Linked DNA regions of Homo sapiens: region 1 is linked to region 2. A link is a loop called in an ENCODE intact Hi-C map of the cell type or tissue named here. Cell type or tissue: Caco-2. All regions are shown on one strand. Links, peaks and the distances in the headings refer to the core of each region. The heading gives the core; the rest is flanking DNA.

Region 1 (16,295 bases), core at 3,400-11,399, 110 kb before region 2:
TTTTGAACCTGATATCTGTATATATTGCCATTCAGTAAATCAAAATATCCCATGGCATATAAGCAATTATTTGAGGAAATTAGTATAGGAAATTTGAATTAGCCTTAGTAACTTCGTAAGGATATACAGAAGTTGACAAACATATTTTACTATTTGTATTTAGGTGCAAAAGTGATTGCGGTTCTTGCCATTATTTTCAGTGGCAAAAATCGCAATTGCTTTTGCATCAACTTGATACAATATATAAATCTTTATTTTATATATATATATATCATTCTACTAATCAGTAATATATATGTATATATGTACATATATATGTGTGTGTATATATATATTTCTCCTAATCAATAAAATCTATCCACTGTCAAGAACACATAATGTTCCTCAGCTTTTCCTTCTTTATTTTGAGTCTACATAATAAAAATTATCCAGCAGGAAAATAGCAGTTTCCAAGAAAACAAAAATGTTAACCAATTGGTACATATCTTAATTCCTGCTATGTTAGCCCTTGGCCTCTGGGAGATAGATGAAGAGATAAATGTACATCAAAAACTGCCTCTTATTGGGAAAGTTTCTACTAAGATGTCCAATAGTTGCAACAAGTGATTAATCAGTTTCCTAAATGGTATCGACTCTCCACAGGACAAGCCAGGTTGGAGCATATTACATAAATTATCAAGACATTACTAAATTGTCCAAACAAAGTCTTCATATCTTGAACCTGAAGGAGCAGTCAAGGATATATGTACTGCTGACCAGTACCTACATAGCACGATCTGCTTTAATGATACGAATTACCAAATATTCTAGATCACCTCCAAAGATTATTTCAAAAAAATCTTGCCCTGATCCTCTCATCCCATGTTGTCATAGATTCATATCCAGAATAAAATTCAATCCATCCAATGGGCAACCCATCCAAATAGGCCATGTTAGACATTTTAGAGGCCCTACAGATCCCGAAGATAGGAAGGGAAGAAAGAAGGAACAGAGGGAGGAAGGAAATGGCTGACAACAATCTTCCAACACTTCTATATGCCTGTCTAGAAAGATTATACGCATGACAAGAATCGAGCTTGGGTATTCCTAAACTGAATTGTAATTTAAAAAATAGCATGTTCATCTAAGTAAGGTCTTATATGAAAAAATGCAACTCAAGAAAATGTCCTTCCTATAAGCTTTTATATACAGAGGTATATATATAGCTATACATATATATGTGTATATATAAATATATATGCATAATCTTAAGTATCCACATATGATATTTAAATATTTATATATAATGTTAAAATATCAAGTTTCAAAAACCTGTACCACACAATTGTCTCAAAATCTTCTGAGAAATTCTACGTGCTTGCCTATTTAAAAAATAATTTTGTTCGAACTTCTTTGAGCTTAAAAACCTTCTTCCCGAAATTTTCACTAAGCACAGAACATGTGTAAGTCATGTACACAATATAAATTAGATGGAAATAGGCATATGGCAAGTTTATATATTTCATAAAGCATAATATATATAGTACATACCTTTCAATTCCTCAGGTAACCACAGAAAAGAAATCTAGATTATCAAAGTGATATTTTTATGTTGTTTATGTCTCAGTAATGATGATGGAAACTGAGAAAGACAGGACTCATTCCTTGGATGTTTAAATCAACCGAAACATTCTATTTTCATGGTGTATTGTGGCACAAGTGAGGATATATCCTTAGCTTCGTATGTTTTGCTAATTTCCCTAGGCTTATTTCTTTCTGTTTTTTTTTCTTACACTTCCTTTGCACTTGCTCTCTCTCCGTCTCCCTTTCCCTCTCCCGCTCCCTCTCTCTCCTTTTCCCTCTCTTCTAATTAGGCCACTTCTTTCTTCTATCATTCTTGCTCTAAATATACTTGCTAAGTCTATTGCTGCTATTGCCTCTTTTCCACGTTATCTTTTTTTAGGCACAATGCCAGTGCCATTTTTCTCGTGATTTGTGAAAGTCTTTCTTTCCTCTGTCCCTGCCCAGGCCTCCTACCCCCTGCCTAAGCTTTTCCTTTTTCCTCTATTATCTAGTATGCTCTCTGTTATATTTCTAGCCCTTAAAGTTCACAGGGCTCGTGAGAAAAGAAAACTACAGCTGTGGTGAAACAACAGAGGTTTGTCCAAAAACTATCCTTGATTATTTGGATCTGGTTTACCGTGTTGCTTCTAAACAATAGCTTAATTGCATGTCTTGAAAAAACCTGCAAAAATCAAGCAAAAGCCCTAGAGAAAGTGCTTGCTGTAATATGTTTGCTCTCAAGTTTTAGAACCCTCTAATTTGCCCCCATTTCTCCATCCATAGGATAAAACAAAGTATATTTACATTTTCTCTTGTTTACAAGGGAAGTAGAACAAAAAAAGCTTCCATTCCCCCGATTATAATGAACTCTCAATACTAATATGACACACAATATATGCCATCTCAATAAGAAATATACATTTAATTTGGATAGGATGTTTGCAGTTTTATCCAGAACACTAGGAAAAAGGTGATTAAGTACCTGATGCCTGAACTCTTAATGACATGCAGAGAATCTCATGAGCTGAAGAAATTCCCAGAGGAAAACTGGAATATAATAGCCAGTTTGGGTTTCTACATGTGGATCACTTCTTTGCTTACATATGCAATGATTTGGAAGTCTTTAATTGTATCAGTGTTGTGTTTTGTTTTACTATAACAACCTTTTAAGTTTATTTTTATTGCCGGTTTAGTTCCTAAAAGCATTCCCCTTACTCCATAGGCACAAGATGCCAGGTGAATTTGCTTCACTACTGATCAGCATTTTTATTTTCATTTCACTGATAAATACTTTCTTACATGCTTTGAAAAAAGGATAAATATATTTAAAATCTTAATAGGGAAATTGATCATTGCAAACATAATTGGATCCCTTGACCTTCTTTCTTTGGTCCACATGCATCTGCAGTAGTGTACTGAGCTGCAGACCTATGGAGGGAAAAAAAAATCTTTCTGATTATAACTGGAAACATTTTTAAGTTCTATATTTTCAGAATCAAAATTACAAAAAATGATAGCACTGGGAATAGCAAATTAAGTTCTCTATAAGCTACCGCCAGAAGTTAACAATACAGAGATAGTTAACGCAACTGAACTTCTCAACAAAATCCTTTCGCAAAACCACACCTGACTTAGTCTCACGGGAAAGAAAGGAAGTAGAAAATATATGGATTCTAAATAGATTGTTAGGAAATCAAAGATGAACGGAATAGACAAAAAAATAGAGAAAAAGCAAAAACCAAGGATGCCACTATATAATTAACACTGATGTGTAATCATGAATACAGTATAGATAGAAATTCATACTCTTGAGTCTTTTAAAGAGAAATACTGCTGTGATAAGAGAAAAGGAAGCATTAACACTGACCAGCTTTTGAACAGTGATATTTCGTCCTATGAAGTTCTGTGAAAATTGCACTTTACCAGTAATATTTAATTGTAGCATAAAACTTAAACACCATTTACTTGATATAAAATCGGGATAGTATGTAAATTAAGTAAGTTTCAATTCATGTCTTCTTACTCACATCTGTTGGCAGTTTAAATAGTTTTAGTGTCATTAATTGTTATAAAAGTGCAAGATTTGCTGTATGCTTGCCACTTAGGACCAAAGGCACAAAAGTCTAATTGAACTAAGTAATTAGTAATTTGTCATTTCCTATTGTCAGCAATTACTTTCCATTAGAAATCCTCACTGAAAATTCTAATTTGAAGTGAGGTTTGCATTTTATTGCTGTCCATCCAAATTAGTTTAAAATTGACAGCTACATTTTCATTTAAAATTTTAAAGATATTAAATATGCTTGAAGAAACTGGAGCATACGCAGATCTACATAAGCGCAGGCGCGTGCACACTCACACGTACACATGGGTGTGTGTGTGCATGCACACACTCACATTCATTCAAAGGAAAAGACGGTGAACACCAAAGGAGGTGCCTTTTATTTCCCCAAAGGTGAGTTGCTGTGCAAATGTCACATCATCGTTGCTTCTATAAAATTCTAGGTTTCTGATTTTTACATTTGCACACAGACCCCTGAAGTGGTGCTCTCACCTGAACACAGATGGACAAGGAAACAGCACACTATTAGACTTCTTTCTGGGGTTCCAAGCTCCCTCTGGGATATGGCTGTTGGATGGTTTTTTATTTCGCTCTTTCTTCACGCTCCACTAGCCAATCAACACCTTTCCTCTCCTAAGTTCTGAGTACTGTAAAAAGCTAAGGGGGAACTTAGATCAGCCCTTCAAAATAATACTAAGGAGGTGATTTATAATTAGCATGGATCCACTGATCTACTTTAAACTAAGGGCAACTCAGTGAGTCAAGCTTATACTTAGCTCCCTTTGTAAAAGTCAGAGCACCACATGTTGTCCCAACTAGGTATTCTTCCTCTTTTAAAACTTAACAAGTCTGTTTCCCTTAAAGTAAAGCTGGGTTTCTTTAACAACTAAACTAGCTTTCCAATTTTCAAAATTAAAAATGTAGAATTAAACTTCACACATTTTTCTCTCTACCCCATTGTTTAAATCCTAAAACCGTATGACAAATCTTTAGCTGGAAGATTTCAGTTAATATACATGTACACAAATGTCCAGTTTCTTAGAAGAGACTAACAAAAATTGCTTGGGGAAAAGCATACTCATATTTATTATGATAAAGTTGGCAATGTCCATAAATAACAGATCTGATTTATTAACCTAGAGTTAGAATTACATTAAAGGGCAAAATACAATGAAATTTTACAATTACATGTCTAATAATTGAAGAACTAATAGGGTGGTGTTTAATGCATCTCTATATTAATTTAAATGATATGGTTTACTAATTTTTTTCCTAAGTTGTATAAATGCTAAAATTGGCTTGTAACACTGGAAATGGTAATGAATTTCTCTTATTTTTTAAATGACATTCTAATCATTACTCTAAATTAATATACTTTTACAGAATAAATTTTCTACAGTTACCCCTTTGGTAACTAACTACATATAGCACACATCTGTAACACTTAAGTGAACATTAATTAGTGCTAATTTACAATCAAATTCCAATGGAGAAGCAAATTACGCTTTCTTGAACATCAAAAGTCTTTATCATGACCATTATAATGAAGAATGCCAGAACATCTTAATTATTTCTGCTTATAAATAATGTTTTCCACAAACCTTAAAAATGCGGAGTACTTCAGAAAGAGAAAAAAAGCTAGTCTCATTATTATTTAGTTTCTACTTAGTGCTAATCCAGTTCATTTCATTGAGTATCTTTCTCTTTCCTTCATTATAATAGAAAAAAAGATCGCCTGAAAATTCACGAGTAAACTTTTTCCATTGGGCATACTGTTTGCAATCTTTTGAAATAGCTTTAAGTATTATGACACTGCTGCAAGACTTTGCTACATAAATCTAAGATTGTCCATAATATTCAAGTTTTATGTGAACCAAAAATTAAAGTGTAAAATATTTGCTTCCTTACATGTATCACATTTAAATAGATTCATAGTTCTAAAGTAATATGCTTCACAGAAGAAAAATAAGTAACTGACACATAGAAACTCTCATTTGGCTCATTCCAAAAATGTGAGTAATTGCCAATAAGGCACTGAAAAGAAGAGAGAATTAAATTAAAAGTTCAATAAACACTGATCAATATGCTTGTAAATACCAAGTCTATAAAATGATCTTCCCTTTAAATGTAGTTATACCACAGGTACATGTTCTGTATTTTGGAATTTGGCTGATCATTTTAAAATCTACTTAAATTTGTTTCTAATAGAAACATTCCAGAAATCTAGAAAGGCTGCCCAAGAAGATTTCTTTTTAAAAAAAGAAAGAAAAAGAAAACAGCAGCCTGGATTCTCTAGCTATCGCTATCTCCTGGTTTAGCATTAGCTCACAATCAGCTGAATAAAGAAGTCATCCCTGTCTAAGATGTAAATAAATCACAAGCCTCAGTTACTTTACCACTAGCTGTTTGTCATTCAGGAAAATAATGGTTAATCAATGTCTAATCAATGAAGATGTGTAACATATTAGTTTGCAGTCCTTCATCATCCTATTTTCTTCAATTGCCTGGGGGTTTGTGTTCAGTACTTACAGAATCGATTACAATTGAGAATGATCATTCAGCTCATGTTGAGAGCTGTCAGCTGTGCTTTCCACAGGGCAGCTTTACTCTTGTGTTTAATATGAGATGCTAATATTTAGCTGCATCCGACAACCTAGGTTCCATGGTGGAACATTTTATGAGAAGTGCTTAAGTAACTAATTGTATCACTACATGTCACTTAATGAAACTAAACTTCTCCTGACTTCACAATAATCATAAGCATTACTGGCTTGCTGTGGAAAATTAAAGAGAAATAGCTGCCTGCTTGAGTCTGATCATGCCTGCAGGGAAGGTCTAAGAAAGGCAACTACCAATGACGCCTTTATAAATAACTGCAGGGGGTGGACGGGGGTGATGATTCTACAATTTCATATAAAACAACATTTATAAGGATGCTGTATCCTCATGTGCAAGCATCCCTGGATGCCCACAATACCTCACAAATACCATGAGAAAAGTTGGACTGCAGACTCTTGATACATTTCCTTTAAGAAACAACCTTTTCTGACTCTGCGCATTTAAATTCCAAATAAAATGTTAATTGCCTGACAAGCCCGTTTTCCTTGTCATTTATAAAAATGTATACATCCTGAATAAAAAGTGGGAGAATACTTAAAAGAGTAGGAGAAGAATCTTGATTTTAACAACAAATAATTGTCACGCTACGGAGTTCTTGGCTTTAATTGCTGTTTTTGTGATTTGTTTTGGAAGTTGGGCTGATGACAATCACAGAGCCCAGTGTTAAAAACTAATAATGATATAGTATTTCATTCGAAACATTTTTGGATCTTGATAGTATTGATTTGAAAGAACAAGTTTAGGCCACTCATTGTTAGTATTAGTTCCAAGAGCACCCTCTAGTGCCCACAGCTTTGAAGAACCCTGTGGAAGGCAGAAAAGTCATTTGTATGCAGCTCAAGCTCATTGACACTTGCTTTATAGGCCAATATTAAGAACCTTTAAAAAGTATATCTGTCATCAAAAGTGACCTAAATGTGCTCTTAAACTTAAAAATGTTTTAATATTATTCTGTGATCAAGCATACTGAAGAAATTTAAAATGATCTAAGATTTTCTTTAAGTTATAATAGTGCATTAACTTTATTAGAGTATTGCTTCAGTAATACATTGTCAAATTTTATGGATATTTCAGGAGATGTGTTAATTGTATAAATTGCTGGGATAACTGAGAAAAACTTAACTAATGACAACACCTTAAAGAAAAAGGTTACTTCACACCCAAAGCCATAATGTACAATGAAAGATTGAATTTACATTGTTTCCAGTAACAGTGAAAAAGAAAAAAAAAAAAACTTTATCTCTGAATTCAAATTTTTAATTAATCTTATTTGTTTTAATCAATACCAGTTGTAAAGGTGAGCAAAAAAGACCCCATCAAATGATTAAATGATCACTTTTGTTTGCTCTCAGTTTTAACTCCCTTCATCTCACAAATAAATCACATAATAAACCTGCGTACAATGGGCCTGCTGAAAAAATGAAAGAGTATCTGTAAAACACTGGTTTTGTTTATATTTTGAAATAGAATTTCATGGTTGTAAATAACAAATACAGGAAAGACGTGTGTATTCAATTTTAAATCACAGATACATCTTTCCAGGTTGGTGTACTAAAGATGTAGTAGAGGAATTCAAAATTATGGATTTATAGTAATGCAATCATAAATGGCATTTATAGAAACAAACTACTTAGTTAACCTGACCTAAAAAACAAAAATCTCAGGCTTTAAGTACATCAAAACTGCCAAACCAACATAGTTTGTGCTTAAGCACACAATAAGGAAAGACTGAAGACAAAATTGCTAGAGGCACCGAATTCCAGAGAAATTCCCAACCCACAAAATTGCTATAATTTTATCAAAATATACATGATAGTGTTTTCCTCTTTTACACCCACATTTCTTATGGAGAAACAGTTTATACATTTACATTCTGAGATGTTTCAGCAAACTCTGTTAGATTATTTCTTATGTATCTTTCTAGTGACAAATAGAATGTTTGGAAAGAAAATAAAGCTAACACGTGCACAATACCTCATAGGTAAGTCTCCAGATTGGGCATTAAAGTATGTGTTACCTCACATAGAATCAGATCAAGCTCTGAATTAAACGTGGTCAACATTTTCTAGAAGTTACTTTTTTTTCCTATCACTCACTTTGCTCAGAATATGGGAAAACCTGTTAGCCGGATGTCTTACAAGCTGGGTTCGCATATCTGTGCAAATATTTATAGTCTTCTTAAATTACCTTTTTACCATCAGCAGTTCCTAAATCAAGCACATACACTATAAAAGGCAAACCAACAAAGAAGTATGTAAAAGATCTTCATCTACCTCTGCACGGCTACCAGGGGAGGTGAGCTTGCCCCACGAATGCCTACACTTTGATAGGAGAACTGTGATAACGATGAAAAGTTAATAGATTTTTATCTATATGAACGTGATGATCATAGACCTTGTTATTTTTATTATTTTTAAGAAGGGAATTGGTGCTGCATGAATATGAAGGCATATATTCACAGAATTTCTTAGATTTATAGGTACAGGAGCTACAAAGACTTCTCTTCTTTCTGAGGTAGATAAATTGAGTTCCATGCAGTTTACTACGTAGGGGTCTTTCAAATGAGACCACAAAACCTCAAATCCTTCCTCTTCTGTGTGGACATTAAAGATCTCATAGCAATTTTCATAAGAGTAGGGGTTTGTCACCATGCCACTGGGCAAATTCCTAGGACTTACCTTAAAGTCAAGCAGCCAGCTTCTCTCCACAGGATTTTAGTGTATTAGATACCTTGAAAAGTTCAGTATATTTACTCAATTTATTTAAAATGTTCTCCTAATGGTTCTGAAATATATTTTTAAGCAAAAAGGAACCAAAGGTCTCCTTAGGTGAAGTTACAGTAATGTTTGTTACATGAAATCAAACTTCCTTCCAAAATATTTGATTAGTCCCTTTTGAACACAAATGCCTACAGTATTAATTTTATTTTAAAAACAAAAACAACCAACATATAATAAAAAAATCTTATAATCCATGATCCATGCTTTCTGATACAGGTAATGTAAAATAAATGATATAATCTACAAAACAATGACAAATGAAAGACTTGGAAAAGGTTATGGTTTGACAAGGTAACATTTTTGAAATCTGGACACGAATCAAATTGATGTAACTATTGGTGATGCAACACTCTCTGACACTAAAGTCTTTACCACTGTCTAAAACATATAGAAGAGCCTATTGTGATTGCTTAATGTCAGCTTTTGTTCATAAGCTCTTTCATAAAATTGAAACCAGGAAAATGATTTAAAGCAGTTCAATTTGTCTATTTACCTTAATCTTTAACTATTCCCATATGTCCGGCTACATGATGTATGACTCTTCATAAACCAATTTTTCAAAGATATACACGACAGAAAAAAGTCAGGCTCCTAACCTTTTATGTGCTTAACTTTTACAGAGCTCTAGAAAACAAAATGCTTTTAGGTTTCAGAAAAGGGAAAAAAACGAGAGAGAAAGATTATTTTCTTTTTCTCTCTTGTTAGTAAATATTTGCATCAGTGAAAGTAGAGCATGCACTAATTTCTAGGTATGTGAAAAGTTCTTCTGGATGTCTCATTCACAGGCATCAATGTAAAGGTCTTTGTTTACAAGTACTACGTAATAAATGAGGATACATAAATTAAGATCATTAAACCCTTACAGGTCCCATAGTTGAGGTAGGAATATTGTGCTAGGTATAATATCACTTAGCAAGGGGGAGGAGAAAAAAAGAAACGCAGATTAGGGATTCCTCAGCACAACCTGAATCATAATCACAGTAGAACTGATTTAGCTTCAGTCTTAGTAAAAAGCAATAATCATAACAATAATTTAGTCAGAATTGAAATAGAATGTTCTGATTATTTTTAAAATACCACAAGATCATATAAAATTTTAATTTATGTACATGTCTTTGTAAAGATAAAAACAAAGGGAAAAAGTAGCATTTTGTTCATTCATGTAAAAAAATATTTGCTGGGCACCTATTTTGTGCTCGTTGCTGGATAAACAACTATGAACAGGACAAATTCACAGCCCTGGCCTCCTGGAACCTACTTAGTTGTAAACCAGAGAACCCCCTTAAGGAATATTACTATCAGGTTATGATTATGCGACAGTGTAGGAGTGAAATTTTTCTACTACTTTTAGTCCTCATACCCCCTTCAGCTCAGTCCTTATGCAAAATTTGCATCAGGTCAGTCTTTATGCAAACTTTGTTCTATAGGCTGTGTTATTTTCAATATACACTGTAATTTCTCAGGTGGTTTGTCCAAATTAAAAAATGTAGTCGTCTCTCATTAAAAAAGGGGACAAAACATTAAAATTCTTATAATGTAGAATGCAGAACAGAGAAAGAGAGTTAGCATTTGTTACACATCTAACTATGTGCCTAGCCCAAATCCAGGCACCTTGAATATATTACATAAAGATGTTTTCATAAGATGCAAGTATAAACATTTGTACTGTGAATATTTACATCTTTCATAAGATTAAGATCAGCTAAATCACTTTATAGATTAGTATAGTCTTTATCTTAAAATAGAAGAAATTCCAATAGAAAAACCAATGAATCATTACAATTAACTCTTATTTCAGTATGTGGATTGGTTAACTTGTATTATACCACCATTTCTCCATCTGTAATTAGCACTTTCCTTACGCAGATTTTGTGAAGAGGTCTTAATGAACCACTGTATTAATTGATAAGCCATAAGATTTAATGCAACTTCCCAAAGTACTTTATATGCTGAAAAAGGTAAGCCTGTCAACCAATACAGAAAAAAATTAGCATTCAAGTTATTATCATTATTAAGCACTTTCAAAATCTAACATAAAAATTGCATTATAAAAATCAATGAGATATTGTCTAAAGCTCATTAGAAAATTTTATTCACAGCACCAACATCACAGGATGATTTTATGATTTGTCTATGCCATTTGACCAAATAACCATAAATGCCAAACCAAGATTTTAGTACCAGCTTCTAAAGTGTGTGAAATTTATGTCTTGTTTATTTATTTACTATCCCCAAGTGAAACACTGAAAGTATATCTTTACACCTATGTATGTATACACAGACATTATTTACATATATTTACTGTAATTCATTCAAGTTTACTTGCAGTTCATAAAAAACAAATGTAGCTATTTTCATAATTTTGAAAATGAGAAACCTACAACTTCCAAAATAGGTGCTAAGATTCATCTGATGTAGTATTATTTTAATGTACATTCTCAATTTATTAAAGCTCTGCAAAGGAACTCTGAGTAAATGAAGATAACAAGACATTTTTGTAAACCTAAGTATATTCCAATTTCTGGTTTTTTTTCTACTAGTAGGAATTCTAATTCCTAATCTTACTCCAACTTCAGATTAACAAAAAAATTGTCATCTTAAAGCAATTTGGAATAACTACATGAATGAAACCAGTTAACAATTAGAAAATGTAAAATTGATATGTGTTTAGATAAAAAGATACTGGCAATTCTCAGAATGTAGGAAAAAGGAAACACATTTGTGTGACATTAGGTAAATGGCTCTAATCTGTTTACTTAGATACCTTGCTACTTATCTTGTTCTACTTATCAGTTTTCACTGATGAAATATAGGAAAAAATGTAATAGAAATCAGATAGACATCACAAAGGTGTGTGTTTATGTGTGACTATTTGTTGCTTGATAATCAGATTTTAAAAGGGTGAAATAGATGAACTATACATATAAAAATAGAAATATTTGTATGTAACTTTAAATTTTTAAAATTATTTTATTAAATTATTTTTAAAGTAAAATAATTTTAGATACATTTAAAATACAAATGATTAGATTTTGCTATTCTGCTCATTTGAACTAATAAATTTAAAACTATTTCAACAAAAAAACTCATTTAAAATCGATTTTTTTTAAATTCCTAGCTTTTTTTCTTAATGGCTCTGTTTGAAACTTCAAGTATGCTTGAGAAACTAACTGTGGATCATATATACAATGTAGGGTCAATGCTGTATTGAATTTCCAGACCATTTTCAGACTACCTTCTGGCAGTGGAAGCATTTTGACCACTGACACTCCCTATGGGTATATCTGACTATCCTGGTACAATGCACCATTCCCCATTATTGAATCTACAACAAACTGCTGTAGGTTATTCATTGATTGAGTGTTTAAGTATATTCTTTAGGAGCAAATAGAGAACTAATCTGTAAGCAATCACATAAAATAATGAAAAAAAAAAAACAGCAGAATTCCCGCGTCAAAGATGCTTCAAGCTATAGCACTTAATTATGTGCATTCTTTGATTATATTGTGTCACATTCAATAAAGATATACAGGAATTGTATTTCGTTATATCACCCTAGATTCTTCTCAGTGCTTCATTGTACCATGCAAGGGAATTAAGAAAGCATCTGCCAAACCAACCACACCAATTTAAAGCACAATTACTCTCTTTTTATACTTATATTTTTGGGGGGGAGGCCTGGATCAATCACAATATTCACCAGAATGTTTATTTAACCAATAAAGATACAGGCAGTGATTCTATATTTTCCAATACATGTAAAACTAAATATCAGGTAAACTGTTTCCAGCCTTGACATAAACGTACATAGGTGCTTGAGTCTTCATTCATCTTATCTAGACTGTATTTTAAGAATAAGCTTAACGACCCCTCACACAGTCTTCTTAAACAATGCAGAACCTGAGAGTGTGTGGTGGCATGTGTGAGAGAGCAGACAGCTCTACATCCCTTCACAGGGTCCCTCTGTGTGTATTTAGGACAGCTTTCTAACATGAAATCAGCTCAGCTGCAGTGTCGATTTCAGAGGGTTCTGAGAGAGACAGAAAGGGAGAATGCTTCAACTCCTTAAAATGCATTTGCTATTTCTCTTCTCTGAAAGCCTGAAAGTATTTTCTGATTTTTGCAAAGAAATTACTTTTGAGAATGTCTGCCATACCAAACTGATTTCTTCTAGTTTGCGTTAGCTTGGTGGGTTTTGAATATTTTAACAAACACACATTTAGAAATGTTTAAGAACAGAGGATAACACATAATACGTGCACACTTTAAAAAATATATAAAATATGTATACCTTAATACTTGGCATTTTCAAAAAAGAAAGGAAGAAAAATGGGGTGAAAATATTTTTTTACAATCATATGTCACATAATGCTTTATCTTATTTTTTAAGTGTATTTTTAGTTGCCTAGGTCTTCTTTGTTTTGTTGTGTTCTACTGTAAGCAAAGTACTCATTAAAGCCACCATCTGTGTAAAAGAGGGAAGAGAAGCTCAAAGTGTTAATATCAATAAACATAAAAATCAAAATTTTATCTAGATTATTTTTCTGAAATGCAACTGTAGCACTGCTTTGATGTCCATGCTTTTTATTTACTGAGTTATTTTCATTTTAATGGCAGCATAGAAGGCATATGGAAGAAGATGTCACTTTGCAGCCTTACTAATATAAGAGTTCAGTGAAACCTGGAGTTTATTCCAGCTAATGAAATGCTTCAGTATTTTGAGAGATTGCTAAATGTGGAAGTAGTTTATTTCTAATAAAACATTTCAGTAATATTGTTCTTCAAGTGGAAAATAACCAGAGAATAGAAAACAATTTTAAAATACAAGCTAACCAACAACGAAGAAAAGGAAATGCCACGGTCAATGTCACACTGCTACTCACCTCTCTGATCAAGTTTGTGGAGTTCTTACAGTGTAACAATTAACGATCCAAGTGAGTTAATCTATGTGATTATGCTGTAGGGACTTGAATGAGTAAAAAATGTGGCTCATTCACAAAGGACTTCACACTACAGAACAAGAACATAGAAAGAAAGTCAGTTCCTTATAAAATAGTAAAGAAAATATACTTATGATGTGAGAGGTTAAAAAAATGATTTCATACTATTTACTAGCAATCTTCCCTCAAAGTTATGGACAGTTTTTAAAGTCTTTTTTTAAAAAAGTGAGGAGTAAGTGTAGTGCAAGTATTTTTTACAATCCTTTTTACAATGAATATGTAAAGTTTAATTTTATTCTTTGGTAAGTTATTCTTCTGGTTGTTTAGGTTTTATAATGATACTGACAGTACTTTCAACGAGCTCAAGCTTTTACTTATATATCATACTTTTATGGATTTATTACTACATATATTATATTATTAAAAATGCATATATTTAAGCAAGATACTCAGAAAGGCATTGGGGCACTCTCCAATAATTTTTAATAGAGTCATTTTGATTCCTCCAAGGAAATGTCTTTCTTCAATTTAAGAAAGACTCTTTCTCTGCTAAAGGTTAATACATAAAGAAATGTCCATTATCAAACAAAATTTTAAAAATTCAAGTTACCAAGGAATCCCAACTAACATTGTCTTACCAGAAATTTTTGTTAAAACTATACTTATACACTCATAACACTGGATTATTATCTTTTATATATAGAGAGAGAGAGCGCCCTTAGACTATGACAGTTTTAAAGACTTGAATCATTATTTCATTCAGATCCTAATTCAGAGAGGAATATGTAGGAAATTTCCAATCAGTATTTGTGGATGAAGAAAAAAATGGAAGGAAAGAAAAAAAAGAAATATCAAAGAAAGGATGGGTAGACTTGAATAAGGGAGCTAAGTAACAGGAAAACCCAAAAGAAAAGTAGTAGTATAAAATGTATAAAAATATTAAGTTAAACAGCCTTTACTATCAGATGTGGAACAACATTAATCCATAATTAAGTAAAACAAATGTTAATATAGTTGCTGGGCTGATAATTTATCCATGATTAAAAATTTCAGCGTCTAATTTGTTGTTAAATAAGGTCACCTTACTTCATTATAATTCCCCGAGGAAACATTTTAGGAAGGTAAGTTTATGTTTTTGTTTCTAATAAAGAGATTGCATTCCACCTCTCCCTGCCTCAGTTCTGAACCACATTGTCATAATTAAGATTTCCTCTGCAACAAACTCCCATAAACCATAAACAAATCACCCCCTGGGAAACCACTGGACAGTAGCAGCCACCAGCAACACACCTAGGCTCAAAATCCTGTGATATGGTTTTGCTGTGTCCCCACCCAACCTGTAGTTCCCATAATCCCCATGTGCCCTGGAAGGGGCACTGTAGGGGGCAATTTAATCATGGAGGCAGTTACTCTCATGCTGTTCTCATGATAGTGAGTGAGTTCTCATGAGATCTCATAGTTTTATAAGGGACTTTTTCTCCTTTTGCTGTGTCTTCTCTTTCCTGCCATCATGTGAAGAATAATGTGCTTGCTTCTCCTTCCATGATTGTAAGTTTCCTGAGGCCTCCCCAGCCATGAGGAACTGTGAGTCAATTAAACCTCTTTCCTTTATAAATTACCCAGTCTCAAGTATGTGTTTATTAGCAGGGTGAGAACAGACTAACACATCCTGTCACATGGGGAGATTCTACTAGCAAGAGTCTCAGACTGACCTCAAGTCTGACAGAGAGAGTTGCAAACATCACCAATTTCTGCTAACAGAGTCTATCTACAACAAAAGAACAATCCTCACATATGTACAATATGGAAAGGATTACTCCTGATGACCTCAAGAAATATATTCTTTTTCATGCATTCATTTTTGAACTACAAAGATTAGCAGGGTCTTCCTAAAGTTCCTTTGAAATTTTAAAATTCTTAAACATCATTCAGTTGGAAATGGAAGTTCTATGTACTAAACTTTTCTGGTAATAAGCAATATATTTTCTTCTCAAAGCTAACAGGGATTTTAACTCTACCAACCATAGGACATGGTTTACATTATGATTTACAGCAACCATCTTTCATTTGGCATAGGTTCTGAATGCATTGCCTGAATTTGCATGATACAGCTCTCTTGAGCTTTAGAAGTTAATAGATAATGAATTCCAGTGTACTGTTATGCAGTGAACCTATTATTGTAAAAAGTAAAGACACTACAATTATAGAAAATAAAGGCTTGGAAAACAATTTGGGGATAATTCTACAAACTCAGAGAAGGAAGAAAAGACACCTAACATGTTTACTTCTATGAAAAAAGCAGAGTGGAATTTAATTGTATATCTGAAAAGGGAGGAAGACTATTTAATTTCT
Region 2 (16,295 bases), core at 2,724-10,723:
GAACAAACAAATAATAGAAGAATAACCTGTCTGTTCTTAAGCCAGGTTACTCAGTATCAGAAACTAATTCAAAATACAGTAATTTCTGCATGTCTGAGTCTGACAGCTGTTTCATTATTGTATTTAATTCTTATAATACCTATAGTAAGCTAAATAATGGCCCTAAAGATATCAGGTCCTAATCTCTAGAACCTGTAAATGTTGCCTTATGTGGTAAAGCCTCTGCAGATGTCATTAAATTAAGGATGTTGAAATGGGGGGAATATCCTGGATTAAGGTAGGACCTAAATCCAATCACATATATCCTTTTAAGACAGAGGCAGGTGATTTAACACAGACAGAAGAGGAAAAGCAATGTGATCAGGGAAGCAGAGGTTCAAGTGAAATCATCACAAGCCAAGGAATGCTAGTAGCCAAGAGAAGCTGTTAACGGGCAAGGGGTGGAATCTCCCTAAGGTTCTTGGAAAGAATGTGACTCTCCAGAACTGTGAAAGAATACATTTCTATTTTTTAAGCCACCAAATTTGTAATTTGTTACATAAGCCTTAGGAAATCAATATAATAATGTAATAAGCAAGTTATAGTTCCATTTTACAGATAGAAACAGAGGTTCAGAATAGCCATGTATATGGACCCACCCTCTGCCCTCTGGGAAACGAGGCAGAGTTAAAGAGTTATTGAAGGAAACTGGTGGAGTGGAGACTGTGAGGGAGCTGGATGGTAATTGGATGGTGTAGGTCCCAAGTGCCCCCTCTTGTAGGTCCCAAGTGCCCAGGTTGAATGACAACCACATGTCTGAGCCCAAGTTGATGTTCTTTTCCCTGCACACATTGCTTCAACTTCATGGAAGTTCTCACCCAAGGGACATTCCCTAGCGCCTCTGCTGGATCTATTTACATCCTGCACATTCTGTCTATATCAACTAAAATTGCTCTTTCATGCTCCTGCCGTTCTCTACCTTAGTTGTTTCCAATTCTTTTTTTTTTTTTTTTTTTTTTTTTTGAGATGGAGTCTTGCTCTGTCGCCCATGGTGGAGTGCAGTGGCGCAATCTCGGCTCACTGCAAGCTCCGCCTCCCGGGTTCACGCCATTCTCCTGCCTCAGCCTCCCGAGTAGCTGGGACTACAGGCACCCGCCACTGCGCCCGGCTAATTTTTCCTATTTTTAGTAGAGACGGGGTTTCACCATGGTCTTGATCTCTTGACCTCGTGATCCGCCCGCCTCGGCCTCCCAAAGTGCTGGGATTACAGGCGTGAGCCACCGCGCCCGGCCCCAATTCTTTTATTTTGAAAGGTATTCAATAAATATTTGCTAATTAACTGAAAGTAAATCACATTTTAAGTGTAAGGGACAAAACAGTAATGGGCAAGATTTCAAATTATGTCAATCTTCAAAGTACAAATCATTTGAATTTGGACTGCATCAAAAAAGAAAATAAAACAAAAAAGGTTGAAAAATCAAACTACATTTGAACAGCTATGACAAATGTGTAACTAAAGAACTAAGCAGGTTCGGTGGCTCATGCCCATAATCCCAGCTACTCAGGAGTCTGAATATAAAAAAGAACTAGCGTAATGTGTATGGTTACCAAGAAGTGGAATCTAGTCAGGGGTTTTGTTGACTACATGCAAATAAAAACCAGAATACCAATCTTGAAAAAATAAAATAAAGGATAAAAGATTTGCAGAAAATGTCACAGAACTATAAAACTGAGTATTTACATACTGCAATTACTAGCACTAGGAAAATAATCTGGTAATCTTAAGAAAAATACATCTTTTAAAAAGCCATCAAGAAATAGAGTATGTGAGAAAGCCAAAGACATACATTCCATTCCTTCGAAAAAAGATTTCTAGTACTATTCTATCAAAAATTCAGATAACATATTAAGGAAGCTAATAAAAGTCAAGTGGATTGAATGCAGCTATAGTTTTTTACCTTATATACTAGCCTGGTAATGAAGATATAATTTTCTTATTGTAGAAACTGATTTTTAGAAATTATATTACATATTCTTTTTAAATTTATATATCACCATCCCAATTTGCATGAATTGTACCTTCCCCCAACCAATCTCATTATGTTAAAGGATTAATGTTACAATAATCCAAATAACCCTGGGAGGCATAATTGAATATCAGTTAATCACATCTCACATAAAATTAGCATTTCTTTTTTCAATGCAGATATCTGACTAAATACAGGCCCTAGTAGACAGAAAATTCAACAGGAATATACAAGATGACTAGATGGACTACTTTGAGAAGAAAATAAAAACGCTGCAAAAGGAGGTGAAATGTTGCTGAAGACCAACTTTCTCTTGCCTTGGTCTAGCCAAAAAACACCATCACCAAGACCTAAGAAAAGGGAAAACAAAACAAAACACTAAAACAAAAGGCCTTTAATAAACTTTCTTGGACCTTTCTCCTACCAAGCAAATTTTAACCAAGTAAGTAATCCTACTAAGTTATTTATCATTTATTTCAAATATCAAAAAGGAACAATATGAATTCTACAACTAGGGGCTCTTTGCTGCTATGTTCAAAACCCAGAATGAACTCAGGTACTTTTTGAATTACCATTTGAGAAGTGACCACAGGTAGGAATCACATGAATTCAAAATTATTATTTTAGACTTTATTTTTAAAACTTTATAAAATCCATCTAAAATACTATAATAAAACATGTTATTAAAACTTCACAGATACAAGTCTATTTAAAATAAAACTTTCTGACGTTATTTTTCGGGCATTGGAAAGTAAATTACAATTGTCAACTACCACTCATATGTAGGTAGAAAAATAGGAGGGAAGCCCTCTTAAATTACTTCAACATAGCAATCAAGAAGATGGAAAAAGAAAAGCTTCAAAAGCATTTTAAAGGCTTTTTCAAAACAAAAACAAAAATTTCCTATTGCCTTAAGTTGTGTTTTTTGTTTCTAATAGGTCAGTGAGGTCTTATGGTAATAAAAAGAAATATTACCAAATAATGATAACTACATGTAATTCTGTTTTTGAATTTTCAGAAACTCTTTCTTTAAAAAAAGAAAAAGAAAAGAAAAAAGAAGAAGAAAGCAAGAAGTTTCTTCTGAAACTGTTGATTTAACATCAAAGTCTTTTTAAAAACCTCAATCCTCCAAGAATGGAGAGTGCTCACCTGTGACCTTCTGCCTGGATTTCTTTGCTGAATCTACTGCCAAGTACAGCGTGGAGCTCAAATAGAAACCTGAGTCCCTACTCTTCTCTCACTTGATAAGAGAAGAAACAAAAGTGGCTTTTACCTCTAATTCGCTCAGAAAACAATTTTTTGAATACCTTTTTTACAGGAAACTCCAGGAGACAAATGGTCCTTGTACTTCTCTATGCTGGGTAGAAACTACATACATTTTGTCAATCTTATTTTCAGATAAAAATGAACAGCCTCTGGCCAAGCAAAACAAAAACTGGAGAAGCAAAGAATAAAACACAGCTCAATTTCTAAAAGGTTCCTTAACCTAAGAATACTACTTAATACCAGCAGGATCCCTCAGAAAATTGCCATCAGACACATTCAACTCCCCAAGTGCAATAATAGGAAAATTGTGACACTTCAGCTTGATGGCTATAAAGCCCTGCAGTTCATTCTTCTGCGAGGGGAAATAGTCTCCAATTAACTCCGACCCAACCATTGGAACTTATATTCAGAGGCAGCCTTATTTTTCCACAAAAATGCCTGCATATATATGATCTCGAGTTGACTGGGTAAATATCTGAAGAGCTTACAGACAGCTTCCATTAATTCGAAGGTTCTCACAGCATTCTTTGAGGACTCAAGAGTAAATTCTATCTGAGCACAGCATGTGATTTCTTTGGCTTCTTTTCCAAGCCTATTCCTTCTATGTACTTTGTAATCCATCCTTTTAATTTTTTGATATAAATGCCTTACAGTTTAGTATGACTTAGTTCCAAACACATTTATTTGTCTTAGACCCTGGGTTACAAAGATGCAGTGTACAGAGAGTCCCAGCTCCATGGAATTACTGTCTAATTTTAATAATTTGATCACTGTTAAGATAGTTGTAGAAACTGTTACAGCAGCAAAGAAGATGTGTATTTTGTCCAACTTGGGGCTTCAGAAAGATGTCTGAGCTAAGGCTTTAAAAATCTCTTTAAAAGTTTTTAAAATTGTGTTTATTTCTTTTTTCTGATTATTAAAATAATACATTCCATTAAAGGAAATTTTACAAATACAGATAACTTACAATCACAATACATCTTTAAACCTGTCAATCAGGAATAAGCACCTAACCTTTCAGTATATTCCTTTCTTGTCGTTTTCTCTTGCTCTATATGAGTGTATGTGTATATACTTTTTATAATATTAGAAAACATCATATGTTTATGCACTGATTTTATTCAATCGTCACCACAACCTTACATTTACCCACATCAGTCTTCAAAGGAAGAATAAAAGCATGATCAAAAGCTGCATAACATTACAACCTATGGATGTACTATAATTTATAACATTCTCCTTTTATACTGAGGTTTTACTTGTCTAGTTAATTGATATTATAAACAATCTACTTTGAACAACCTTGTATCTAAATCTTGTCCACACGGCTTGTTTCTCACACCCACCTATATAGTATGTCCTGTGGAAGCATCACCTCCCAGGACACAATTCATCACTAACACTCTTAGTGCCTCCTGCAGCTCTCTGCTGTTTTCAGGATTTGCAATTGCCCAAGGGGTGTATGAGTACGGACGGTGGCAGCAAGCATCCTGATCATCTCAAGGAACAGCCCTGGAGCAGCAGCAGCAGTTTGCGCCATGCAGTCAGGCAAGTGTAAGAGGCAGGTGTGTCTCCCGGCCTGCTGTCAGATAGATGGAAAGGGTGATTCTACTTCACAAGGCTGAGCATGGGATGCCTCCAACTGCTTTTCTCTCTCCACTCTCCCTGGACAGTGGCACTACGTTACCTATCAGTCAGCTTGGACAGCTCAGAGTTTTCATCTTTATTGCCATAAGTATTTTTAAGAAAAGGCTGGGGTTTTACTTTCCTGACATTTTTAACTAAAATAACTAAGCCCTGGAAGATACATAGCAGTTAGCCAAGTAAAGATGGACAGGAAGGGGTTTCCTGTGACTCTTAACATCACAAACAAGAAAACTGAGTAGAAACTGTAGTATATGCAGGCATCTGCAGGCAGTTCTCTAATGTATAAACTAAAAGGAGGGAGGGGTGAGACATTAAGACTGCAGCTATGAAGGGCAGACAGGTCACAAGATGCTACAAGCCCCACAGAGGACCTTGGATCCAAATGCAAAAAGAATCAGGTCTGCATTCAGATGGATAATGTTGGTACTACCAGAGGCAGGAGGACCAGTTGTGAGGCTAACATAATACCTGAGGGGAGAGATGCTCGGACCTGAATTCATGTAGCCGAGGCTATAAGAATATGTAGAAGAAAAAATCAGCTGAATCAGAAGCAGATTTAGTTGTGGGCACTTACTATCTTTGCTAGTTACATATTGCCCATTTCCGGTCTGTGCGTGCCACCAGGACACCATGTCTCCTGAAAGCCCAGAGGGTCAGGGCACATGGTTCTCTTTATGGAAGGAAGCACAGTGCCACATGTCCCAAAGGCTTCACAATGATTTCTGCTGTGATGAGGGTGGTCACAACTCTGATGGCTGGTATGTTATAAACTGCACAGGAAGTCCAACTACATGTCAGCTCCAGAAGAGGAAAAACACTTGTACTTCCTTTGTTAAAAAAAAAAAAGAGCGAAGGAGCAGCTTCCAAGCAGGAGGCTGTGAACCATTCCCTCACTGTCACTGTGCATCGCTTCTGTCTTAAGGCGATCACGTGGGCATAGCTGCACACATTAAAATGGTTTCATTAAAAGCCTCCAGTCATTCATTTTGCTTATTAAAGCCACTCCACAATGATATTCACAATGGAAATCTCAGCTGTCCCTAGCAATGATACTAAAATACAATTAATTCCTCTTCCCGAGGAGTCTGTAGGTATGCGCTTGAGGTATTGTGTTAATTGCCACTGCTTCATACCATGGCTTCAATTAGGAATCAGAATGGGAGCAAGACAAACATGGATCCCATTAAGTTTCAGAGGACTTGAAGCTAAAGTTTTTCCCCCACCCTACTCTTACATTGATTATAACAGCACAGAGGATTCTATCTGGGGAACTATAGTGACATCCAGTGGCTGTGAAGCAAACCACACCAGTTGCAAAACCTGGTTTACTACATCATGAAAGGAGAAATATTTGTTGATGTGCTGACATTTTAAATTCAATGTCTGTCAAAGTGTGTGTACAAGTAGAACCATATAATAATATGATCCAAAATCAGGCCATTCAGAGATTCATAACAAAATCAAGATATTTAGTTGTCTTCCATGACTGACTCTGCCTATTAAAATTCTCAGCAGCCATATATTAATAATTACAGGTAGAGGATATGAAACATGGACATTGCATTCAAAGTTCCAAACATAGTATTATTATACAATTCATGTTTTGTACAAATTCAAAAACAGGTAACTTTTAGCATGATTCTCTCTCGCTCAGCCAAAATAAATATCTGGCTCTGCTATAAGGTGAACTGGGTTGGCTCAGTTCAATCTCAGTAATTTCATTACCACCTGGGTTAGGAACGTTTATACGAAAGTTTTCCTGGTGGTTTGCAATTTAAATTATAGCATTCCTGAGAGAGATGTAGAGTGAGACAGAGGCAAACCGACCGCAGAATCTCAGGAACATTTGCTTGAAATATTGTGGTGGGAAGAAACCAACTTGCTTCAGTGGAAAATGCAGATTACAGAATCTAATGGAATCTAGATCTTTGTATTCCTGCATGTAAATGGATATTAAAATACATACTCTATGCACACTAGTAGTAGCTATCACACATATGCATTTATATTAAAAATACTAATAACGGTCGGGCGTGGTGGCTCACGCCTGTAATCCCAGCACTTTGGGAGGCCAAGGCAGATGGATCACTTGAGGTCAGGAGTTCAAGACCAGCCTAGCCAACATAGTGAAACCCCATCTCTACTAAAAATACAAAAATTAGCCAGGCGTGATGGTGCACGCCTGAAATCCCAGCTACTCAGGAGTCTGAGGCGCAAGAATCACTTGCAGCTGGGAGGCGGAGGAGGCAGTGAGCCAGTATCACATACTGTACTCCACCCTGGGCGACAGACGGCGACTCCATCTCGGAAAAAAAAAATACTAATAAGATTGAAGTTTCCTTTGCCACAGAAAATTTAACTCTGAAATTAGACTTCAGGTTCAGGAACTTACCACATTTTGAATTTCAAGTATTCCCCCTTCTGCTTTTAGTAGCTTGTGATATGGTTTAGACAGATGAGAAGCAACGATAGTAGCATATGTATTCACAACTCGGAATGTCTCTGAAACTGGCCTAAGCTTATCTTGGTCACTAAAAGTGAGCTAAAGTGCAGAAAACCCTCAACTCTCATCTATCCTATAAGTCAAAATATCCTTACCTATGAGGCCTCAGGATCTCACAAACACTAAATCTCATAAACAGACCACGTGTGAAGATGGTACAATGGCTGCATGTACAGCTAGTAGAAATGACAGATAGGTGGGGATCATTCCAGGGAGCCACAGGTAGTCTGATGGAAAAGCAAAATAAAAGGTCAAATCTTGCATTCTGGTCTCCTTAGTAGTATACTTTTAAAACTAAATCACATCATATTCTTCTCTGACTCAAAGACCTCCCCTTGCTTTTTCTCTCACTCAGTGTAAATGCCAGGCCCACTTCTTGGCCTATGAGACCCTACACGATCTGGTCCTGGGGCAACTCTGTGATGTCCTCTCCCATTACCTTCCACCTTATTGACTCCACTCCAGGTGCAATGGCCCCTAGGCTGCTTCCTGAACACAAGCACACTGCCACGTCCAGGCCTTTCCACTTGCTGTTCCCTCTGTCTAGAACAATCTTCCACTTAATTGCACAGCCTGCCTGCTACGTGCTTCATTTCTCTACTCAAACATCACTCCGTCAGGGAGGCTTTCTCTGATGCCTCTTTAAAGTGCATCTCCCAGCTGGTTGTGGTGGCTCACACCTGTAATCCCAGCACTTTGGGAGTCCGAGGCGGGTGGATCATGAGGTCAGGAGTTCAAGACCAGCCTGGCCAAGATAGTGAAACCCTGTCTCTACTAAAAATACAAAAATTAGCTGGGTGTGGTGTCAGGCTCCTGTAATCCCAGCTACTTGGGAGGCTGAAGCAGGAGAATCACTTGAACCTGGGGGGTGGAGGTTGCAGTGAGCTGAGATTACACCTCTGCACTCCAGCCTGGGGAGCAGAGTGAGACTCGGTCTCTAAATAAATAAATAAAAAATAAAGCACATCTCCCTTCTGCTCTAGCACTCACTCTCCCTCTTTCCTCCTGCTTTCCCTCCCCAGAGCTTATCATCCTCTACGGGATAACAAATATTAGGCCTTGTTTCCTGTCTCTCTCCCAGTGAAAATGCAAACTCACAAGGGCAATACTTTTTGTCTGTTTTGCTCATACTGCATCCCCAGAATCTACAGCAAAATATAGGCTTGGTACAAAATTGTCAATAAATATTTGCTAAACTGTTTGGGTAACGCAGCCAGAGAAGGCAAGAGGAGTTACTGATTTTTGTGGAATCTGTAAAATGACAAGTAAAAAACTACAAATACTCAAGATATATTTTAAGTGCACAAAAGAAAAAAGAAAAAGAAGGTAGTCTATAAGAGTTAATACATATAGCAACTATGTTAAAGTAGAGAAACTGATTAAAGAGTTTTAAAAAATGTTAACATTAGTTATCTCGGTCTTGAAATTATGAATAATTTTGTTTACTTCATGATTTTTGAGGTATTTACAATGAGATAGATTATTTTTGTATTTAAAATATTTTTTAAAATAATAGGCCAGTCGTGGTGGCTCTCGCCTGTAATCCCAGCACTTTGGGAGGCCGAGGTGGGGTGGTTCACCTTAGGTCAGGAGTTCGAGACCAGCCTGGCCAGCATGGTGAAACCCTGACTCTAGTTTAAAAAATACAAAAATTAGCTGGGCGTGGTGGTGGGTGCCTGTAATCTCAGCTACTTGGGAGGCTGAGGCAGGAGAATCACTTGAACTTGGGAGGCGAAGGGTGCAGTGAGCCAAGATTGCGCCATTGCACTCCAGCCTGGGTGTCAAGAGTGAAACTCCGTCTCCAAAAAATAATAATAATAAATAATAATAATAATAACAGAGGCTGAGGCTGGAGGATTGTTTGAGTCCAGGAATCTGAGGCTGCAGTGAGCCATGACTCCACCACTGCACTCCACCTCAGGCAAAAGAGACCCTATCTCTAAAAAAAATTAAATAAATAATTTAAATTTAAATAAATAGATACTATGCCCTTCCCTTTACAATTCTATTTATTTATTTTTTATAATTTCAACTTTTATTTCAATTCAAGAAACACACACACATATATATATATGCAAGTTTTTAACATGGGTATACTGTGTGATGCTGAGGTCTGGATACAATCGCACCCGTCACCCAGAAAGTGAGCACAGTACTCGACAGTTAGTTTTTCAACCCTTCCTCCCACCTCTTCCTCCCCTAGTAGCCCCCAGTGTCTATTGTTGCCATCTCTATGTCCATGAGTATCCAATGTTTAGCTCCCACTTAATACGGAACCCAAAAAGAGACCAAGTAGTCAAAGTAATCCTGAGCAAAGAAACAAAGCTGGAGGGGTCACATTACCCCACTTCAAACCATATTATAATCCTACAGTAATCAAAACAGCATGATACTTGTACAAAAACAGACATATTGACCAATGGAACACAACAGAGAACCCAGAAATAAAGCCATACTCCTACAGCCATCTGAGCTTTGACAAAGTTGACAAAAATAATCAATGAGGAGGGGACTCCCTATTCAATAAATGGTATTGGGAAAACTGGCTAGCCAAATACAGAAGAATGAAAGTGGACCCCTACCTTGCACCACATACAAAAATTAGCTCAGGACGGATTAAAGATTTAAAAGATTAAAACCTAGGAAACACCATTCTGGACAACAGCCTTGAGGAAGAATTTATGACTATGTCCTCAAAAGCAATTGCAACAAAAACAAAAATAGACAAGTGGAACCTAATTAAACTAAAGAGCTTCTGAACAGCAAAGGAAACTATCAACAGATTAAACAGACAACCTACAGAATGGGAGAAAATATTTGCAAACTATGCATCCAACAAAGGTCTAATATCTAGAATCTATAATGAACCTAATTCAACAAACAAAAAACAACCCCATTATAAAGTGGTGAAGGACACGAATCAACACTTCTTGAAAGAAGACATACAAGTAGCCAACAAACATGAAAAATTCCTCCACATCACTAATCATCAGAGGAATGCAAATCAAAACCACAATGAGATACCATCTCCCATCAGTCAGAATGGCTATCATCAAAAGTAAAAAAAACAGCAGATATTGGCAAGGCTGCAGAGAAAAGGGAATGCTTATACACTGCTGGTGGAATGTAAATTAGTTCAGCCACTGTGGAAAGTAGTTTGGAGATTTCTCAAAAAATTTAAAAAAGAACTATCATCCAACCCGGCAATCCCATTACTGGGCATACATCCAAAATAAATAAAAAGACACCTGCACTCTTACATTCATTGCAGCACTATTCACAATAGCAAAGACACAGAATCACTAACAGTGGACTGGATAAAGAAAATGCAGTACATATAGGCCAGGCATGGTGGCTCACACCTGTAATCCTAGCACTTTGGGAGGTCAAGGTGGGTGGATCACCTGACCTCAGGAGTTGAATTCAAGCCTGGCCAACATGGTGAAACCCCATCTCTACTAAAAATAAAATTAAAAAAAAAATAGCTGGCTGTGGTGCCATGTGCCTGTAATCCCAGCTACTCTGAAGGCTGATGCACAAGAATAGCTTGAGCCCGGGAGACGGAGGTTGCAGTGAGCTAAGATCGCGCCACTGCACTCCAGCATGGGAGACAGACCAAGACTCTGTCTCAGAAAAGAAAAAAAAAAAAGTGGTACATATAAATCATGGAATACTATGAAGCCATAAAAAAAAGAATGAAATCATGTCCTGCATAAAAAGAAATAAAGCCACACTCCTACAGCCATCATGGATGCTGGACTCCCTATTCAATAAGGGCATTATCCTAAGCAAGTTAACACAGGAACAGAAAACCAAATATAATTTTATTTATTGAAAATTCATCATTTTGGACAAAAAGAGTGCAAGAATGGTTCTTAAACAATATGCAGAGCCGACTAGCTGATCACTAAAGTTCTGGAAAATAGTTCATCCTTTGGTTCTTTACATCAGTAGCACTCACAGAAGACTTGCAGTAAAGATGTCAGCGGTTTATTCTGTTAACAAAGAGTATCTGTAGCTGCATATCACATTTAAGGAGAAAAAAACCACTGTAGTTCTTTCCATTCATTTAAATATGCAAATTAAATTGAACATTTTACTTCCTACCACAATTAGACTGAATAGATATTGCAAGATTATAATAAACTAAGCAAAAAGGCAAAACTAAAACAAAAAACATTTTAAAGACAAAACTGTTTATATTTTGTGCTGAGGAAGATGACAGTACCTCAATAGTGATTACTCTCCTCTTACATCGGTAAAGAACTGGAAGCTATTAAATCTAATACATGTTAGTTTTGGGGTAGCATTAATGTTTTCAATTGTTCTGTTTAAACATATAATCTGAGTGAAAAACCAAAGGAAAACAAAAACACAAGAAGGCTCTGGAAATAAAATTCTTTCTTATGAGCTTTGGTCTAATGCATGGTTGATGAAGTCATGAGAATATGCTCATATCTTTGATTTTATTTCAGCAGTTTCCAGAAAATACAGTAATAAAGAAATAAACTTCTATTGCTACTTGATGCCTAAAAGTTTAAATTTAGTATGTGGATCAAATTAATTCCCAGTGTTCCACTTTCAGCTTTTGCATTAAAAGACCTGTGTGTTTTATTCCTTAATACAAATAATTTGCAGTGTTCTCAGGGAAAAACACTTCTTGATTTACAGAGCAGATTTTTATTACTGAACTGCAAAGCTATTTGTTAGAGATAAATGGTAGTGACTATAACAAAAAAAAATTTAAGTCCCCCCGAAAGAAAAATTTAAGAATATAAAATACTGTAATAATATATTATGCTAATTAGGAGCTAAATGAAATAGCTTGGAATAGGGCAGATATCTATTGAGAATTAACACCATACTTCTAGGAGATTAATTATCATGTATAGAAGTTAAACTAGTCACAAGTGGCAATGAAGAAAATATATGTTGAGCCTCTTCTGTCCTAGAAGATGAGGCAACAAGTCATATTGGCCAGTATGACATACCTTTAGAAGCAAGCGTCCTTGGCAGGTTGATAACTATCTAGGCTGAGCTGTCAAAGTCAGTTGCACTATTGTAGCTCATCAGCTATCAGCTGAGGATACCGTGGAACAATTCTAGCTTCCTCTCCACAGGCCTTACTCTATCCCCTTCACGAGGTTCTGACATGTCCTAGGACACCAGTTGTCAAATCAGAAGTACAAACATTTTCTAAATGGTTCAGGGAATGCATGTAGTGTTCAAAAAAACCACTTCCCAAATCTTTAAAAAATGAATCCTTCTAAGAACACACCTTTTCTGCCAAAATCATTTTTAATTCCATTTCATAAGAGAAAGGATGTTCATTTGAACAGAACCTTTCATTGGCACATTGCTCTGAGGCATAAACTCTTGAATGCATCAAACAAAGGGACGATTTTGTATATTGGCAGCTATGCTAGAAAGTAAATGACTCTAATGACTATGTATAAAATTCTTTCACAAGTCTGAACAAATTGAAGCAACTAATGGAGCTGTCACTGATAAATTATTTAAAATGATTTTGATGATTTCTTACTAAAAGTTGTTAAACATATAATGCAATGAAGTTTGTGGCAGGCTGAACTATAGCCCCCGAAAGATAACCACATCTTAATTCCTAGAACCTGTGAATGTCACGTGGAAAAAAAATTTTGCAGACAGTATTAAATTAAGGATCTTGAAATGGAGATTATCCTGAATTATCTGGGTGGGCCCGAAATGTTACCGCTTTTATAAGAAAGAGGGAGACTTGACACAGACAGAAGAGCAGAAAGCAATATGACCACAGTGGCAGAGATTAGGTGATGCAGCCACAAGCCAACAAATGCTGGCAGCCACCAGAGCTGGAAGAGGCAAGAAATTAGAGCTTCCAGAGGACACACATCCCTGACGACACCTTGATTTCACTCCAGTGATATGGATTTCAGTCTTCTGGCCTCCAAAATGTGAGAATAAATTTCTGTTGCTTTAAGACGAGTTTGTGGTAATTTGGAACAGCAACCACAGGAAACTAATAAGGAGTTCAAAGAATCGAATGACACTGCCATAACGAACTCCTTCCTGTCTTATCTACTTATATGTAAACATGTTTTGAAAACAAATCTATAAAAATAAGAAATCAGGGGACAAAATTGTTGCCAAATCCTGTCTCACTCTAGTAGAACGAATTCTTTAGAACATACTAAAAGAATATTTTTAAGCCCTTCACACTTCACAATAGAGATGCATTTCCAAATAAAACATTTTAAGAGGCTACTCCTTGTGTTTATGTCTTAAAAATGTGAAGGACTTACTTATTTCTTCAAGAAAAATTTAGGGTCTACACTACCATAAAGAGAACCACTGCTATGGATATTTGTACCTGTCTGTGCTACAATTGACTCAAAATGTGGTCCAAATGACAGCTTACTTTTTTAAATAAATCAAACACTTTGCATTGTGCTAATAAAATTATTATGAAATGTATTCTTCCATCAATTTGAGCTGTTTTAGGTCTAAAATTCCCATAGATCTTTAAATGAAGAGGGGTGGGTAAATTATAAAAATTTCTAGGCTTGTTTCTACTTTGCGCTACTTTCTTTCTCTTGTGACTACAAATAACAAAAAATAAAAGAATAAAGAAATGATTATTCATAATTCTTTTCTATTTTTGTACCTCGGAAGAAAATCTTCACCATAGGATCTATACTAAAATAAACAGAAAAGCAGGACTTCCTGAAAAATAATGGCAAAGAAGCCACTGGCTTCACTCTCCCCAACAGAAAACCAAAACCAAATAAATAGCACTGAGATTTTCCCCAGAAGTATCCCAGAACTCAAATATGAAGATGAGGCAGTTCCACGGGCGACAGGAAAGTAAAGAAAAGCTCCAGATGGTAAGAGAATCAAACTTCCATATCCACCACGATGCCCCTCCCACAAGCTTGTGAAAAACTTTCCCCCAACTCACTGTGTTTACACCAGAAAAAGTGAGATTAAGGTAGACAACCTCTTACCCCATCTTGGGTTCCCTGGCAGAAGATCTGCCTCTGTCTTAATCATAGGAAGCATCGTGATTGCCTGATGGGAGAAATATCCCTGAGGACAGGCAGAGACATAAAAGGGGGCAGGACAACCATTCCCAGCCCCAGAAACTCTGCTCTGCAACCCAGCCAAAGGAGACACCAAATCAGAGTGGCTGTTCAGCAGCACCACACGATAGGAGGTTCATCCCACAGGTCCCCTGGCCATGGGTCCCTAGCCAGCTGTCCCAAACTGTTGGGATATCCCCTTTGGGAACCTCTCCCATTTGGAAAGTGCAGTGCTCTGACCTTCACTAGAGCCAAGGCGAACCTAGGTTTAAGGCACCACCTAGAGCCAAAAAGAAGGCAATGACCTATGGGCAAAAACCTCTAAGGAATATATCCAATAAAGAACAAAAGAAGCCAGGTAAAGAAGGCTCGAATAAATAACTAATCCTTCAGTGCCAAGATACAGACACACATCCACAAAAACAACAGCGAACAGGGAACCTTGATCTCTCTAAACAGACACAAGGAACCAGTTAGTGACCCCAGCAAGACAGCGATATGTGAGCTCTGACCAAGAATTTAAAATAGCACCTTTAAGGAAATTCAGTGACTGCCAGGATGAAACTGATAAAATCAATTCAGATATTTATAAGATAAATTTAACAATGAGATTGAATTTTTTAAAAAATACAACAAATTGTGAACCTGAGAACTACATTTTCTGAACTGAAAAATTCATTAGAGGCTCTCAACAGCAGAATGGATCAAGCAGAGGAAAACATCAATGAGTTGGCTATCTGAAAATACATGATCAGAAGGAAAAAAAGAAAAAAGAATGAAAAGGAACTGGGATCACCTACAAGATATAGAAAATTATCTCAAAACACCAAATCTAAGAATTATTGGTGTTCAAGAGGGAGCTGAACAAGAAATAGAAAAGCAATGATGTGAGACAATAACTCCGTATCCTTACCTACACCTATGTGAGGCAGGTGCTCAAAAAGGGTCCAGCTGTGGTCATCAATGTAATGATTCTTCAGGATCAACAGCTGACAAACATCTCGAGCCGTTATGTCACTGGGTACATCTAAAGCCCTGCTGGTTTCATCTTCACTGTATACTTTAATCACCTGTGTAGGTAGAAACAAGAAAAAGACCTAAAATATTCCTGTTTGTGTTTTTAATAAATTTTATTGTATATATTTAAAGTATACAACACGATATTATGAGATATATATAAATAAATAGCAAAATGGTTATATAGTAAAACAAATTAACATGTCTATCACCTCACATAGCTACCCATTTTCTTGCAAGTGTGGCAAAGGCAGCTAAAATCTACTCATTTCTCAAAATTCCAAATTCAATACACTATTATGAACCATAGTTCTCATGTTGTGCATTAGAGCTCTAGATGTGTTCATCCCACACATCTGCTACTTTGTATCCTTGATCTACATCTCCTCATTTCCCTCCACCCCACCACTGTCCTTGGTAACCACTGTTTTGTTCTCTATCTCTGCATATTTGACTTATTTTTAGACAGCACATCTGAGATCATGCAATATTTTTCCTTCTGTTAGAAAAGAAAGAAGGACTTATTTCACTAAGCTTAATGTCCTCTGGGTTCATCCATGTTGTAGCAAATGGCAGCATATTATTTTTTAAGGCTGAATAGTATTTCATTGTGTGTATCTGTATGTGTGTGTGTGTGTGTAATGCAAATATAAAATAAATTATGTATATATGCTCCAATATACACCCATCAGTGGGACATGGTACTTAAGTTGTTTCCATATCTTAGCTATTGTAAATAATGCTGCAATGAACATGGGAGTGCAGGCATCTCTGTGACAT

The links. Hi-C counts contacts between places; a loop is a spot of excess contacts. Peaks named below come from ENCODE experiments on the same cell type or tissue, not always from the same donor. Only the 100,000 strongest peaks of a DNase experiment are listed, where the experiment ranks them.
Region 1: a loop joins it to region 2, with 10 times the contacts of the local background. A loop is called at or near these places in 4 of 110 quality-filtered maps.

What each region holds. Positions count from the first base shown.
Region 1 is chr2:164,423,369-164,439,663 of GRCh38, forward strand. No RefSeq gene overlaps it. Among named protein-coding and RNA genes, the nearest start is that of GRB14, 190 kb to the right of the region's middle. In Caco-2, for the core only: a CTCF peak has its summit at 7,032 (motif pointing left); a DNase peak (open chromatin) is centred at 7,013.
Region 2 is chr2:164,532,249-164,548,543 of GRCh38, forward strand. GRB14 (growth factor receptor bound protein 14) reads right to left here. Exons shown (of 14, transcript NM_004490.3): 3 at 15,412-15,568. Among named protein-coding and RNA genes, the nearest start is that of GRB14, 81 kb to the right of the region's middle. In Caco-2, for the core only: a CTCF peak has its summit at 6,224 (motif pointing left); no DNase peak of the experiment used is centred there.